Regions from separate parts of the Homo sapiens genome. Here region 2 is linked to region 1. The links are chromatin contacts, found by Hi-C or POLR2A ChIA-PET in ENCODE. All regions are on one chromosome and are shown on one strand. The core of a region is the stretch at or near the end of the contact, and the rest is flanking DNA. Distances in the headings are between cores, read along the strand shown. Region 1 holds the start of LINC02352 (long intergenic non-protein coding RNA 2352). Region 2 has its middle 130 kb from the start of KLF13.

Region 1 (6,970 bases), core at 1,670-4,169:
AACCAACTTCCAGGTCTTAATATCCAATGTTGCTTTGCCTGAAAACTTCTGAGCCTTAAAACTCAGCTGGAGTTTACAAGGAGGAAGGGAGATTCCAGAAGGTGATAACTGGGCCCCTGACACAAAAGCCAAATACAACAAAGCTAATGAAATCTTTCTCATAACCAAACTGGCAGGGCCCCCGCCTTGCTTTTTTTGAGAGGATCCATAGGGCTCTGTGTTTATATTTGAGGATTTGTCTGAAATCCTAGAGGCTTAGAGCTAGTGGGCAGAGCTTGGTGAGGCCCATGTGTCATCAAGGGCAGGAATTGGCACTCCTTGCTTTAGCTCAAATCCAGTCCTAGGCCAGGCGCGGTGGCTCACGCCTGTAATCCCAGCATTTTGGGAGGCCAAAGCGGGCAGATCACCTGAGGTCAGGAGTTCAAGACCAGCCTGACCAACATGGAGAAACCCTGTCTCTACTAAAAATACAAAATTAGCCGGTGTGGTGGCGAATGCCTGAAAACCCAGCTACTCGGGAGGCTGAGGCAGGAGAATCACTTGAACCTGGGAGGTGGAGGTTGCCATGAGCCAAAATCGTGCCATTGCACTCCAGCCTCGGCAACGAGAGAGAAACTCTGTCTAAAAAAAAAAAAAAATTCCAGTCCTGCAGGAAAGTGTAACGTGGATGTGTATGATGGGGACCCCCAGCAGTTCTCCCTTTCTCTGAGGGGCCTCCACGACCCCTGCCCAATTCCCTGAGGGTGCTGAGTTTCTGAGGGTCACACTCAAAAGAGATTTTTCTGGGCCGAGCGCGGTGGCTCACGCCTGTAATCTCAGCATTTTGGGAGGCCGAGGCAGATGGATCATGAGGTCAGAAGATGGAGACCATCCTGGCTAACATGGTGAAACCCCGTCTCTACTAAAAATACAAAAAATTAGCTGGGCGTGGTGGCGGGCACCTGTAGTCCCAGCTACTCCAGAGGCTGAGGCAGGAGAATGGCATGAACCCGGGGGGCAGGGCTTGCAGTGAGCCTAGATCGAGCCACTGCACTCCAGCCTGGGCAACAAAGAGAGACTCAGTCTCAAAAAAAAAAAAAAAAAAAAAGTCACAGATTTTTCTGTTTTAATTGCCATTTATTTAATATATAGAAGTTTTCAAAACAAGGGTCCCTGGATGAGGGTGGTAAGAAGGTTGGGGTCCTAGTCCAATGGGTTTAAGGTTCCTTTCACCTTGGAGCACCCAGGCTTGCTTGACCAGGGTGCCCACTGGCTGAGCACCTGCCTGGAATGGCCCAGTGGGGGTCTCCTCCTCCCTCCCAGGCCAGGGAGAGGGATGAAGCCGGGAAAGATGGCCCCCTCCCCCAGGAGAGCAGTGTCTGGCTCTTGGTGCAAGAGCACCTTCTCTCCCAGGTGCTGGAAAAGGTCGTATTTTACTGATTTTCCCCTTCTCCCCATTCCCTCCTTCCCCTATCTGTAGGAGGCTTGCAGGTGTCCAGCTGTCCTTTCGCAGTAGACACATGGTGGTCTCAGGAGCTAACATCGGCCCTTCTACAAGCCAGGGGGACACCAAACACTTGCCTGTCAATCGAGCTCCACTCAGCTGGGTTCAGACAAGCTCAGGGGCTACCCCAGGCTCAGCAGTGCCGACTATAGCCTTGTGCAGTTACTGCTGCACACACGTGAGGACACACAGGAAGGGTACGCATTTGACACAAGCTTCCCATGGAAATACCTTCTCAAACCTGGAGCAGGGTGAGAATGTTGCAGCCCTGGGCCCCTCCTGGGTCAGAAGCTGGCTCAGCCCAGCGTTCACAGAGGCCAGCCTCCCAGAGCCTGAGAAGAGGCCTGCACCAGGCGTGGGCACAGAAGGATGCAGATTGTGCAACAGGAGCCAAGGGCTGGAGAGGCATTCTGGCGAGAGATTTGGAAAGCTTCTGGAACAGGGTGAAACATTCATCAGGTGACCCAGGGGATAGGCTCTCCAGGAAGGAGGCCCAGCTCCAGCAGTAGCCAGAGTTCTGGGCATGTTAGGACGGTGAGGTCCTAGCACGCGGGGGGCGGGGGGCACAGGACAAGGTGTGCGGCAGTGCAGGAAGCCAGCTGAGGCACCCTGACCCTCAGGCCATGCCCTTCTGCTCCTGTGCAGGGGACAGCAGAGGGGAGCTTGGGGACTGACATCTCAAAGGCCTGGTCCCCTCCTTGCTCTCGCAGCCAGTCCTTGCTCTAGGACAGTGACCCATGTCTGCAGCCCGACCCAGCCCACCCACAGAGCCCGGCGTCCCAGAGCTGCTGGGGTGCACGGTGGTCGGGAGGTGAGTGGCTGGGCAGTCCTCCGCAGGGCTGCTGCCAGGTATCAGCCTCGGAGGTTTCCCGGAAACAGAGCCAACGCCCCCCCAAGACCTGGGCAGACCGCATGAGCGTAGGGGTCAGGGGACCGGGTCCCCCAGAGGTGTCAGAAAAATGCTCCCAGGAGGAGGACGCCAGGCTGCTGAGGCCTGTGGCTGACACCAGGGGGCAGGGCGGGGCGGCGGGGACAGCGTCCGGAGGAGGGAGCCGCCCAGACCTAGCCCGGGTGGGGCGAACGAAGAGCGGGCGTGGTGGGCGCCTGCTAGCTCCGGCTCGCGGTGTTAGGCCTTGGGGACATCGCTCGGGGACAGGAGAGCCCCGGGCCCCCGCCGCCCCGAGCCGTGGCCGGGAAGGGGAACACAGTCCATGCGTGCGGCGCCCGACAGCCTCTCCCCGCACGCCCGAGCCCCAGTGCAGGCGGCGGCCCGGCCCCTTTGTGCCTGGAGTGTCACGCGCGGGCGCTCCTGCCGCCGCGCCTGGGAGAGGCCTCCGGCACCCCGGGCCCCTTTCCAAGCACAACAGCAGCCCTGCCGCGGCCCCGCGCTGACCCACTTTCCCTCCTGCCTCCTCAGCCCGAGGCCGAGAATCCAGCGGCCGCCGCCAAGCAGGTGCGAGCCGTCGGGCGGGGCGCGCGGGAGGCGGAGAGGATGGGCCCCTGAACCACCCCGCGCGCCCCACCTCAGCCTCCCGGGGCGAGCCAGGTTTCCGGGGCGGGGGCCGCGAGGAGGAGGAGGAGGGCAAGGCGGGGGAACGGGAGGGAGAGGACCCGGGGAGGGGGAGGGGGAGGCGGAGGGGAAGGGGGAGGCGGAGGGGGAGGGGCAGAAGAAGGGGGCAAGGAGGGCAGAGAGATGAGCGAGAAAGAAAGGAGGGGTGCGGGAAAGGAGGAGAGGAAGGAGCGGTGGGAGGAGGAGGAGGGGTGCGGGAGAGAAGGGCTGAGGGAGAGGCGGAGGGAAACCGCACCCCTGCCTCTTTCCTGGGCCGAGGCCAGCCGGGGAGGAAATGTTGAAATGGGCGAAGTGCACATCCGCCTCCAGGCCTAAGGGGTGTAGGGGTCAGGCCGCACCGACCCCGCCCTTCCCAGCCCTTCCTGCCAGACCTCTGCCTCCGATGGGCGAGCCCGGTTGCTGGGAGGCGGTTCGCTGTGGAGCCTGGACCCTCTCCACAGTTCAGCCCGCCGGAGGCGTGTGCGCTTCCAGATGAGAGCACTTGTTCACTGAATGACCGTGCGTACTTGGGGGGACATCTGGCCCCAGAACCTCCAGGAGCAGGGTGGCTAATGCTGAGTGCCGTGGCCTGGCACTGGGAAGCGCCGGTCCTCAGTCCCTTTCCCTGCTCCTGGGCATCCCAGGCCCCTTGGGGCGTTCTTACACTGCCTGAGTTAGACCTGGAAGAGTCCCCTGTGCCAGGGCAGGGGCTTTGCCTGCTTGGTCCTTGTTCACCCCTGTGTATAGCTACTACCTATTACCTACCCACCTGTCCACAAGTGTCAGTGCCTGATGTAGGAAGTTACAGTAATTCACAAATAAATCTATCACAAAGGGACATGGATACTCACACTTCCTTCTTACCCCTACTTCCAGGCAGCCATTGTTAATGGGTGCGTGTGTACAGTTCTGGGCACATACCAACATGCACGGATGCATGTTAACCTGCTTTGTATGGAAGAAACGGGGTCAGGATATCATAAAAAGAATTAATGGGTAATCAGTATTCATCAAATGCCAAGATCTAGTTCTGAGCACTTTGCAAATATTAATTTAATCACCACGAACCTCAGTAAAGTTTATTACTATTACTCGCATTTTTCAGATGAGGCGCCTAAGGCACAGAGAGGTTAAGTAGCCTGCCCAGGATCACACAGCTACTAAGTACAGAAGTCAGAATTTGAGCCTGACTCCAGAGCTCATAAGGTTAACAACGAGGCCTCCCACTTTTATATGCGTATTATTCCATGAATTACTGTTTACACTAAGAATATGTTCTTTTCTGCAACCAATGGAAGATTCCTAGAAGAGGAACTACTGGCTATGTGGCATTGAGATTTTTCTTTTTTCTTTTTTTTTCTGAGATGGAGTCTAGCTCTGTCGCCCAGGCTGGAGTGCAGTGGCACGATCTCAGCTCACTGCAACCTCCGCCTCCTGGGTTCAAGCGGTTCTCCTGCCTCAGCCTCCCAAATATCTGGGATTACAGGCCTGCCACTATGCCCAGCTGATTTTTGTATTTTAAGTAGAGATAGGGTTTCACTGTGTTGGCCAGGCTGGTCTTGAACTCCTCACATTGTGATCCACCCGCCTCGGCCTCCCAAAGTTCTGGGATTACAAGCGTGAGCCACCGCGCCTGGCCGTGTGTTTGAGATTCCTAGAGACATTAGTAAAACCCTCCAAAAGAGTGGGGACCTTACACCAGCCTGCCGGTTCAAGCTCCATACTGGACCTCCACCTCCCCAACCCCCACCCCCACCCCACCAGAAAAGGACCCTCCATCCCCTTCAGGTCATAGAGTGAGGAAGAGGGAAGCTTCAACAGGCCCAGATGGCCCTGGTAATGGGCACGGTGACATTTGGGCAGAGAACCCCAGGGCCCTGCATCTGCAGACCTGGGACAGGCAGAGAATGTCCAATGGGGGTGCTAGTGGCATTGCCTGGCCATGACTCTGTCCAGCTGTGGCATCATGTCCCATGGCCAAAGTGTCCAAGCAAGCCTGCTTCTGCCATTGACCTAGGGAGGCCTCTTGACACCTGCTCATTTTCCAAGCCTGTTCCTCCTGCATCCTCAAGATTCGGAGTGCCCTCCAAAATAAGATCTTTTTCTGTAGTTGTTACTATGGGTTAAGAACCCTCCTGTCTGATACATACAACTGATTACAAACTTTTAATTTTTGCCAATCTGATAAGCAAAAAAAAAGAAAGTAGTTCATGGATTTAGTTTACATTTCCTTTTTAACAGGGAGGTTGGGTAGAGACTTCTTGGTTTGCTCATGCCTGTAATCCTAGCACTTTGGGAGGCTAAGGTAGGAAGATCGCTTGAACTCAGGAATTCAAGCCAACCTGGGCAACATAGCAAGACCTCACCTCCACTAAAGGGAAAAAACAATCCATGTTCCTTTTCTTCCAACCCAACAGATCTGTGGCTGGGCAGCAGCTGCTGAGCTCAACTACAATTCCAGCCTGCTTTACAGTTAGGCTTGTCCACAGGACCAAGTTCTCAGTGACAGAGTAAGAGCAGGCCTGTGATAGGAGCCTCTTCTGTACCTCGGCCTCCAAGCTGCCTAGAATCTGGCTGTGGCAGTGCCCAAGGGGAGGCGAGCAGCAGGAGAGAAGGGTCCTGGGGTTTGGGGGGACCAGGAGGAGCAGAGCTGCTGCTCAGCTCAGATCCATAACCTGAGAAAGAAAGAGGGATGGCACATTTTATGTGTTAACTTAAATATCTGGCTACATCGCTCAGATATTTGATTAGACACTATTCTAGATGTTTTTATGAAGGTATTGATTAATTGATTGATTGATTGAGACAGTCTCACTCTGTTGCCCAGGCTGGAGTGCGGTGGCACAATCTTGGCTCACTGCAACCTCCACCTCCCAGGTTCAAGTGATTCTCGTGCCTCAGCCTCCCAAGTAGCTGGGATTACAGGCATGTGCCACCATGCCTGGCTAATTTTTGTATTTTTAGTAGAGATGGGGTTTCACCATGTTGGCCAGGCTGGTCTCCTGACCTGAAGTGATCTGCCCACCTTGGCTTCCCAAAGTGCTGGGATTACAGGCCTGAGCTACCACAACCGGTGAAAGTACTTTTTAAGATAAGATTAGCATTTAAATCAGAAGATTTTGAGTAAAGCAGATTATTCTCCACAATGTGGGCAGATCTCATCCCATCAGTTGAAGACCTTAAGAGAAAAGAGACTGACCTGCTCTGAGCAAGGAGGAATTCTGCTGGCCAACTGCTTGTGAACTCCAACTTGTAATATCGGTCTCCAGCCTACCGGCTTACTCTGCAGATTTTGGATTTGCCAAGCCTCCACAACCGCAGAAGCCAATTCCTTAAAATGAATCCCTTACAACAGTTCCCTAAAATAAATTCTTCAAAATTCCTTAAAATAAATGTGTGTGCATGTGTGTCTGTGTATATATATAGCCTATGTAATGTCTAATATAGATCTATAATATATATTAGATAAATATACACATACTTATCATATATATATGTGTGTGTGTGTGTGTGTTTCTCCTATTGGTTCTGTTCTCTGGAGAACCTAATACAGAAACAAATCTGTTTATTCTTCTAGCCTCTGTATCATCAGGCCTCTTTGTTAGAGCAGGTGAGCTTTACCCTAACTAATTCAGAGGTTGATTCGTTTTCATGCATGTAGATACTTGTCATTTAGCTTCTATTATCTGCCTGTATTTTAAGGTTCTTTGTCTTAAAATGTTATGACTCCAGGAATGTTATATATTAAGTATATTAACCTTTTGACTATTATATATCTTGCAAACATCTTGTAATCAGTCACTTGTCTCTTTATTTTATTTGGAGCGGCTTTCAACCTAGAGCAGTGGTCCCCAAACCCGGGGCTGCAGACTATTCCCTGTCTGTGGTTTGTTAAGAACCAGGCTACATAGCAGAAGATGAGTAGCAGGCGCGGGAGC
Region 2 (6,970 bases), core at 1,523-4,022, 240 kb after region 1:
CAGCACTGTGCCCAAGGCAGAGCCTTCATGTCACGAGTGGTGGCTGGACATCAGGGAGCCCCCACCTCTCGTCACCCTCACCTAGAACTTAACCTCAGGCAGCTGGAGGCAGGATAAGAAATGCTGACCTGCCTCTCCTGGGAAGATACTGTGGACCTCCAGCTGAGACTCCAGGTACAGGGGAATGTGGCTGCTTCTCCTACATGCAGATGAATGCAGCTGCTTCCCACTCATACTTCTGGAACAGTTGTCCCCATCCACTGCACCTTGCTCCTCAGGCTGGAGGGTCTACAGGGCAATTGGACTCAGCACTGCTTCTGGTCCTCTCAGCTGGTCCTGGATGGGCAAAGCCTAATGGGAATCTCAGTCTTATTCAGATGCCTGAGTCTCCTCAGCCCTCCTCTGCTCCTCCTCCCTATGGTGGTGCTGACTGTGGGCATTCGTCCTGTCTTCGGGGCATGCTGGCGCTGCTCCTCTGGTGCCCCCTGGGGAGTGTGGCCGAGGTCAGAGGCCCTGTGGCTGGTGTCTGGCCAGTTTTGGTGTGGACCCCTCGCTGGGCTCTGCCCACCTCGACTCCCCACGGCTCCAGCAACATCACTCAAACAAACTGTGTTTGCACACATGTGACTCAGTGATTTCTTCTGTAGGATTTTATTCTGCAAATGTGCTCATGATTGAGTAAAGACAATGACAAATGTGTTCACTGAAGCAGTGTTTGTGACAAAAGTCAGGAAACACCCAATGCCCACCAAACAGGATGACTTAAGTATCATCCATTCACACAATGGCATGTGTCTTTCCAGAAAGCAGGATTCTGTGATCAAGATATTTGGACATGTGCACAGCATGCTCCCACATGTACAAAGCACTCACACAAATATCCTCACGCATGCGCATATGGCCTTGGGTGTCTGGAGGGACACGTGGCACATTGCAGGCTGTGGCTCCTCGGGAATGGGTGTCCAAACCCCAGTTCTCTGCATCACTCTCTTTTAACTAAATCAGCATTTCATCCCTTTTAAGCCTGCTTTCACCGTCCTTCTACTATATGTGTTTAAAACCCATTCATGACTTTATAAAAACATCTCTTTGGGAAAAAGTGAGCCTGGGAAGGAAGTGTGGATTAGGAGTTTTGTTTTTTCCTTAAGATGATCTATTTTCTCCCTGGTGTTTGCAAGTTATTTTCATGAGCCATTTGGGAATGTCCTTTTTATTTACTGTGGATTCCAGACAAACCCAGACTCTTGTACTGCACAGCACAGCCCGAAGCAGCCTTGGCCCAAGAAGCCGTCTGGGCTGGAGCTAAGAGTGTGACTCAGCTGGGACCTATTTTTCCCAACCTGCCCTGCCTGCCGCAGGGGCACAGGCAGCTGTAAGTAGAGGTGGAGGTGCCCCAAGACAAAAGGGAGCCCCCCACAGGGTGCCTTCTGGTTACAGAAGGGGTCCGCCAGGATCTCTGCCTGCAGCTGTGCGACACCTGGACTGGCCATTTTCTCCCCCTTAGCTTTTGTGGGCAGAGATTCCAGGTGCAACTGCGGAGGAAGAAAACCAATGGCCTCTTCATGCAAAGCTGCGTCCCACGAGGTGGCCTGGTGAACCATGCAGAGCAGGCCTAGCCGGCTTTAGGACCCTGCAGGCTGGGGTGAAGGGAGTGCGGAGATTTTCTAGGTTAGGGGCCTCAGGGCAGGTCTAGTCCCATTTTGTCAAAGTCCCTCTGATGGCAGCACAGATGAGTGGTGTCACTGACTTTGAAGGGATGGACCTGAGTTGAAGCATATGACAAAATGAGCTCCAGCTAGACCTGGGGCAACCCTGGGGGTCTCCCCCAACTCAGGCTGAAGGGAAGCAGAGATATGCTGCAGCCTCTGCCTTTCTTTCCTGGATTTCTCCTTTCTCCAGGGATCCTGTTTCCTTTGATTGGAAAATGGTATAGAGCCCAAGACCTGGGCGCTGGGTGTTCTCCTGGCCACTGGAGAGTTGTTGCTCTAGCCTCTCTTAGTGGACAGAGCTAGGACACATATGTATGTGTACTCACCCATTTGTATATCATGTTAGTCTATTTGCATTGCCATAAAAGAATACCTGAGGCTGGATAATTTATAAAGAAAAAAGTTCATTTGGCTCATGGTTCTGCAGGCTGTGCAAGAAGCATGGAGCCAGCATCTGTTTCTGGTGAGGATGTCAAGAAGCTTTCAGTCATGGTGGAAGGAAAAGTGGGAGCTGGTGCGTCACATGCCACAGAGGGAGCAAGAGAGAGGGGAGGGGTGTCAGGCTCTTTTCAACAACCACCTCTCGTGTGGACTGACAGCACGAAGTCACTTATTACTGTGAGGAGTCACCAAGCCATTCATGGGAGATCTGCCAACATTGGGGATCACATTGGGATCACATCCAAACCATATCATATCCTGTGCCTTTAGTGATTTCTCTCTGTCCCTCTTTGTCCACTGAACTAAGCCTGGATTCACACTGATATCTCAGACTCAAGGCCAGCCCTACAGGACTCATTCCCGCCCCCACTGTTGATCCATAACCCCCCTTCCACACTCGCCACACTGAGACACTGGCTCTAACCACCCAGCATGCCTTCACTTGTTTGTTCAAGCCCAGTGTACCTGTGTGGAAGCTTCGGAATCATTAGCCTGCTCTCACTTGACATGCATGTGCTGAGTAGAGCATCGCTCCCTTTGTCTGCAGGTGTTTCCAGTAAGAACACCGCTTTCCCAACTTACTTAGGCCAGCTCCTCCTCCCACCCCCTCACGGAGGTCATGTTTGTAATTCAGTGAGTGTCTTGTCACAGTCTGTGTTCCATCCTGGGATTCCCCAACCTACTGGTTGAGGTTTTGTAATTTGCATGCACTAAAAATGAACTCTTTGTAATGTGTACAGTTCTATGGGTTTTGACAAACACAGAGATACTTGTAGCTAGCACTCCAGTAGCAGACAGAGTAGCTCCATTACCCTAAAAATTGTCCTGTGCATCCCCTTTATAATAGCCATCTCCTGATCCTCTGAATCTCATAACCCCTGATGTGTTTTCCATCCTTATAGTTTCATCTTTTGCAGAATGTCATATGAATGGAATCATATGATATATAGCGTTTTGGGTCTGGCTTCTTTCATTTATGCTATTTCATTTAAAAAAAACAGTTTCAGTTTCAGCAGAATTTTTAATTATGTGTTTTATCTTTTTGAAAGTAGTAAGCATAGCTAGTTAAAAATCTCCATGTGATATCCTCACTACTTGGGGCTTGTATGGGTCAATTTCTATTGCCTATTGTTTCTACTAGTTTTCGTTTGTGTTGATTTGTCTTCTTGAATTCTTGGTTCTCTTTCATTTTGAGTTGGATATTAAGTATGCAAAACTTTATAAAAATACTTTGAAGCATAGGATAATGATATTATTGTTATTATTATTATTGTTATTTTTACAGAGACTTGCTTCTGGCAGGTTCATAGCATAAACATTCTCTTTAATCCAGCTCAGAAATTGAGGTCTCCTGAGCCACACTGATGACTGAAGCCAGGCTGTAGCCCTCATGAGGGTTAATTTTCTTGTTTTCTCAGAGAAGGCAATCTTTTGGTATCCCCATGCAAAGGGTGACACCCACCCCAACTAGTCTTTCTTTTTTTTTTTTTTGTTGAGACGGAGTCTTGCTCTGTCGCCCAGACTGGAGTGCAGTGGCGCGATCTTGGCTCACTGCAAGCTCCGCCTCCCGTATTCACGCCATTCTCCTGCCTCAGTCTCCTGAGTAGCTGGGACTACAGGCGCCCGCCACCAGCTGGGACTACAGGCGCCCGCCACCACGCTCAGCTAATTTTTTTTTGTATTTTAATAGAGACGGGGTTTCACCGTGTTAGCCAGGATGGTCTCCATCTCCTGACCTTGTGATCCACCCGCCTCAGGCTCCCAAAGTGCTGGGATTACAGGCATGAGCCACCACACCCAGCCTCTTTTTTTTTTTTTTTTTCTTAAAGATGGAGTCATGCTCTGTCGCCCAGGCTGGAGTGCAGTGGTGCGATCTTGGCTCAGTGCAACCTCCGCCTCCCGGGTTCAAGTGATTCTCCTGTCTCCTGAACAGCTGGGACTACAGGCACCCACCACCATGCCTGGCTAATTTTTATATTTTTAGTAGGGATGGGGTTTCACCATATTGGCCGGGCTGGTCTCGAACTCTTGACCTCAAGTTATCTGCCTGTGTTGGCCTCCCAAAGTGCTGGAATTACAGGCGTGAGTCACTGAGCCTGGCCCCAACTAGTGTTTCTATTCTTGGTGGGCCCTGAATTCTGCTTTTTGTCCCCTTAACCCTACAAAAGATCTTCATGTTTCTTTGTCACTCTTCCAGCATCAGCAGTCACCTCTAGACTTTAAATAGTCCTAAACAAGGTCATTCTTTATAACCTCATTAATCTCATATCTTTAGCAGATGTTTCTCATATTTTGAGCATTTTTTTTAAGTTGTTGGCTGGATTGATGGGTGGACAGATTAGCTGGGTTGATTCAGATGAGTTTATTCATCCCTCCTGGCAGTGGAGATCCCTGTTTCTCTCTCGGGCAAGCCCTTCCACCAGATCATTGGCCCCTGAGCTCATTCTCCACTGCAGGCTTGGGATGTGGACTTGTTCTTCACTCTGGGGCACTGAGACCCATTTCTGAGCGAGATCCTTGAACTGAATCTGAGGAACGTTCTTGAGGTGTTGTGCCAGATCCCTACTGACTCCAGTAGCGATGGCAACATGTCTAAGAGCTGGAGCCAGCGAATGAGACCTAGGGTTTATTGGGGCACTTCCAGTGGTGGCAAACTAGACAGGAAGATTGCTACCATTTGTAAAAAGCAGACAGTTTATGTAGCATTTTCACTTAGCACCCTCCACCTAGCAACCTCTATTTAACCCAGAACAAAGGGCTCCTATCCCCTGTACAGTCTGCATTCCAAGGGATGGGCCAGGGGTTCGGATGTCCTTCATGGATAAGGAGTGAATCTCCAAATTGGCCACTCCTGGATTCCTTAACTCAGAACTCTGCCAACACTCTTCTTAGACCATAGGACCATTCCCAGGGTAAGCGCCAGTGATGGCTGTCAGATGCCTCCGTCATACATAGAGGTGACTCACATACCCTGGTGTTCTGTGACTGTGCCGCTGGTGTTTGTGACCAGCACCCCAGAGGAGCTCCGAGGTGGGTCCTGGCATACCTGCTAACTCACCTCCTTCCTGACCTGCATGTGGCCCCACTCAGGGCTTGTTTCTCTTTTTCCAGAAGGTTAATTAATTAATACATAATGTCCAAATTGAAAAAAATAAATATTTCCACCATTTTGTCACGTACATTTTGGAATGACATTATAGAATGCTGTTATAGAATGCCATCTCAGGAGTTCAAAGTCAAGGTGGCAATGACGGAGTCATTTCCTAAAGGCTTGGGAGGGAAGCACAGAAGAGAATTCAAAGTCTTACCTTAAAGCCTTTGGATAGCGACATGAGCGCAGCATTCCAGTTCACAGCCAGGTTCTGCCCAGGGCCCTCTGCCCCCTCCTCCATCACTGACCTTTCCTGTTTGCCCTTCAGCCTGATGGGGCTTGGCACCCCTAAAGCAGTGGGTGCCTTGGCCACAAAGCACCTGCTACACGGCGGACCAGAATAGCAACATGCGTGCCAGGAATAACTGTGAGCACGGACAAAGCAGAAAAGGGCCCGGGGTTTATTTCAGGAGCTTGGGGGAGGAGCCATAAAACAGACTCAAATGAGCCCTCACCCCCAGACCATCAAAACCACTTTTAAAGCATTTTCCTCCAGGGGACAGGGTTGGTTACTCTTATTCCATCTCCCCTGGGTAGAAATTCTCCTCATGGTGGCAGTGCTGAGGCTCTTACAAAAGGATTTTTAAAAACCTGGTACAAAAAGGAATCTAACTAATGAAGTTGATGATGATGATGATGATTTTTTTGCCCAGGAGGGAGTGCAATGGAGCAATCTCGGCTCACCGCAACCTCTGCCTCCCAGGTTCAAGCGATTCTCCTGCCTCAGCCTCCTGAGTAGCTGCGATTACAGGCATGTGCCACCACGCCCGGCTAATTTTGTATTTTTAGTAGAGATGGGGTTCCTCCATGTTGGTCAGGCTGGTCTTGATCTCCTGACCTCAGGTGATCCACCCACCTTGGTCTCTCAAAGTGCTGGGATTACAGACATGAGCCACTGCGCCCGGCCTATGAAGTTGATTATTCTTAAAGAAGTTGTTTTTGAATATGATGTGTTTAGTATCTGTGGTGTTATTATATATATATGTGTTTCTGTCCACGGTTCCTGGCTTGTAACTCCCATAGCCTGTGTTAGGGTCTTTTGTTATAACGTTGGGTGCTTTAGGGCTCAGGAAACAGAATCTCTCTGGTCTTCTCCTGACCTCCTTTTACCTGCCCCAAGACAGGACTCTATTCCTCCTGCACCTTTCTGATTGTGGGTCACCAGACCCTCCCCAGAGGGAGTCCTGCCCTATACCTTGGGAGATGGAATGCTGATGTCATGGAGCTGCCATCAAAACCCAAAAGGAGGCTGGGCACAGTGGCTCACGCTTGTAATCCCAGCACTTTGGGAGGCCGAGGCGGGCGGATCACGAGGTCAGGAGATTGAGACCATCCTGGCTAACACAGTGAAACCCCATTTCTACTAAAAATACAAAAAATTAGCCGGGCGTGGTGGCGGGCGCCTGTAGTCCCAGCTACTTGGGAGGCTGAGGCAGGAGAATGGCGTGAACCCGGGAGGTGGAGCTTGCAGTGAGCCGAGATCATGCCACTGCACTCCAGCCTGGGCGACAGACCGAGACTCCATCTCAAAAAAAAAAACCAAAAAAAAAACAAAACCCAAGAGGACTGGGTTCGGGAGCTTCCCGAGAGCTGAACACGCGGAGGTTCCTGGAGGGTGGTGCCCAGGGAGGGCATGGAAACTCCGTGCCCCTTCCCTCGATTTCATCCT

What was found. A loop is a pair of places that touch in the nucleus more often than their neighbours do. ChIA-PET counts read pairs that join two places held with the same protein, here RNA polymerase II (POLR2A). Pooled maps may share reads with other maps.
Region 2: a pooled map shows a loop between it and region 1 (3-fold over the local background). The contact joins the enhancer-like site here to the promoter of LINC02352 in region 1. A Hi-C loop is called at or near these places in 4 of 168 maps with a recorded cell type or tissue (CD14-positive monocyte, IMR-90, MCF 10A and 1 more) and 8 of 50 pooled maps. POLR2A ChIA-PET finds 5 or more read pairs at or near these places in 13 of 52 experiments (BJ, CD4-positive, alpha-beta memory T cell, CD8-positive, alpha-beta memory T cell and 10 more).

Annotation. Positions count from the first base shown.
Region 1 is chr15:31,213,102-31,220,071 of GRCh38, forward strand. It overlaps LINC02352 (long intergenic non-protein coding RNA 2352), which reads left to right and starts at 2,920. Exons shown (of 2, transcript NR_135834.1): 1 at 2,920-2,936. It overlaps LOC124903454 (a long non-coding RNA gene), which reads left to right and starts at 3,213. Exons shown (of 2, transcript XR_007064556.1): 1 at 3,213-4,028; 2 at 6,188-6,425.
Region 2 is chr15:31,456,484-31,463,453 of GRCh38, forward strand. No RefSeq gene overlaps it. Among named protein-coding and RNA genes, the nearest start is that of KLF13, 130 kb to the left of the region's middle. Within about 2 kb of position 2,773, at least 4 of the 41 ENCODE cell types and tissues checked have a DNase peak (open chromatin) inside an H3K27ac peak, as active enhancers do; they include OCI-LY7, where a contact is called at or near this core.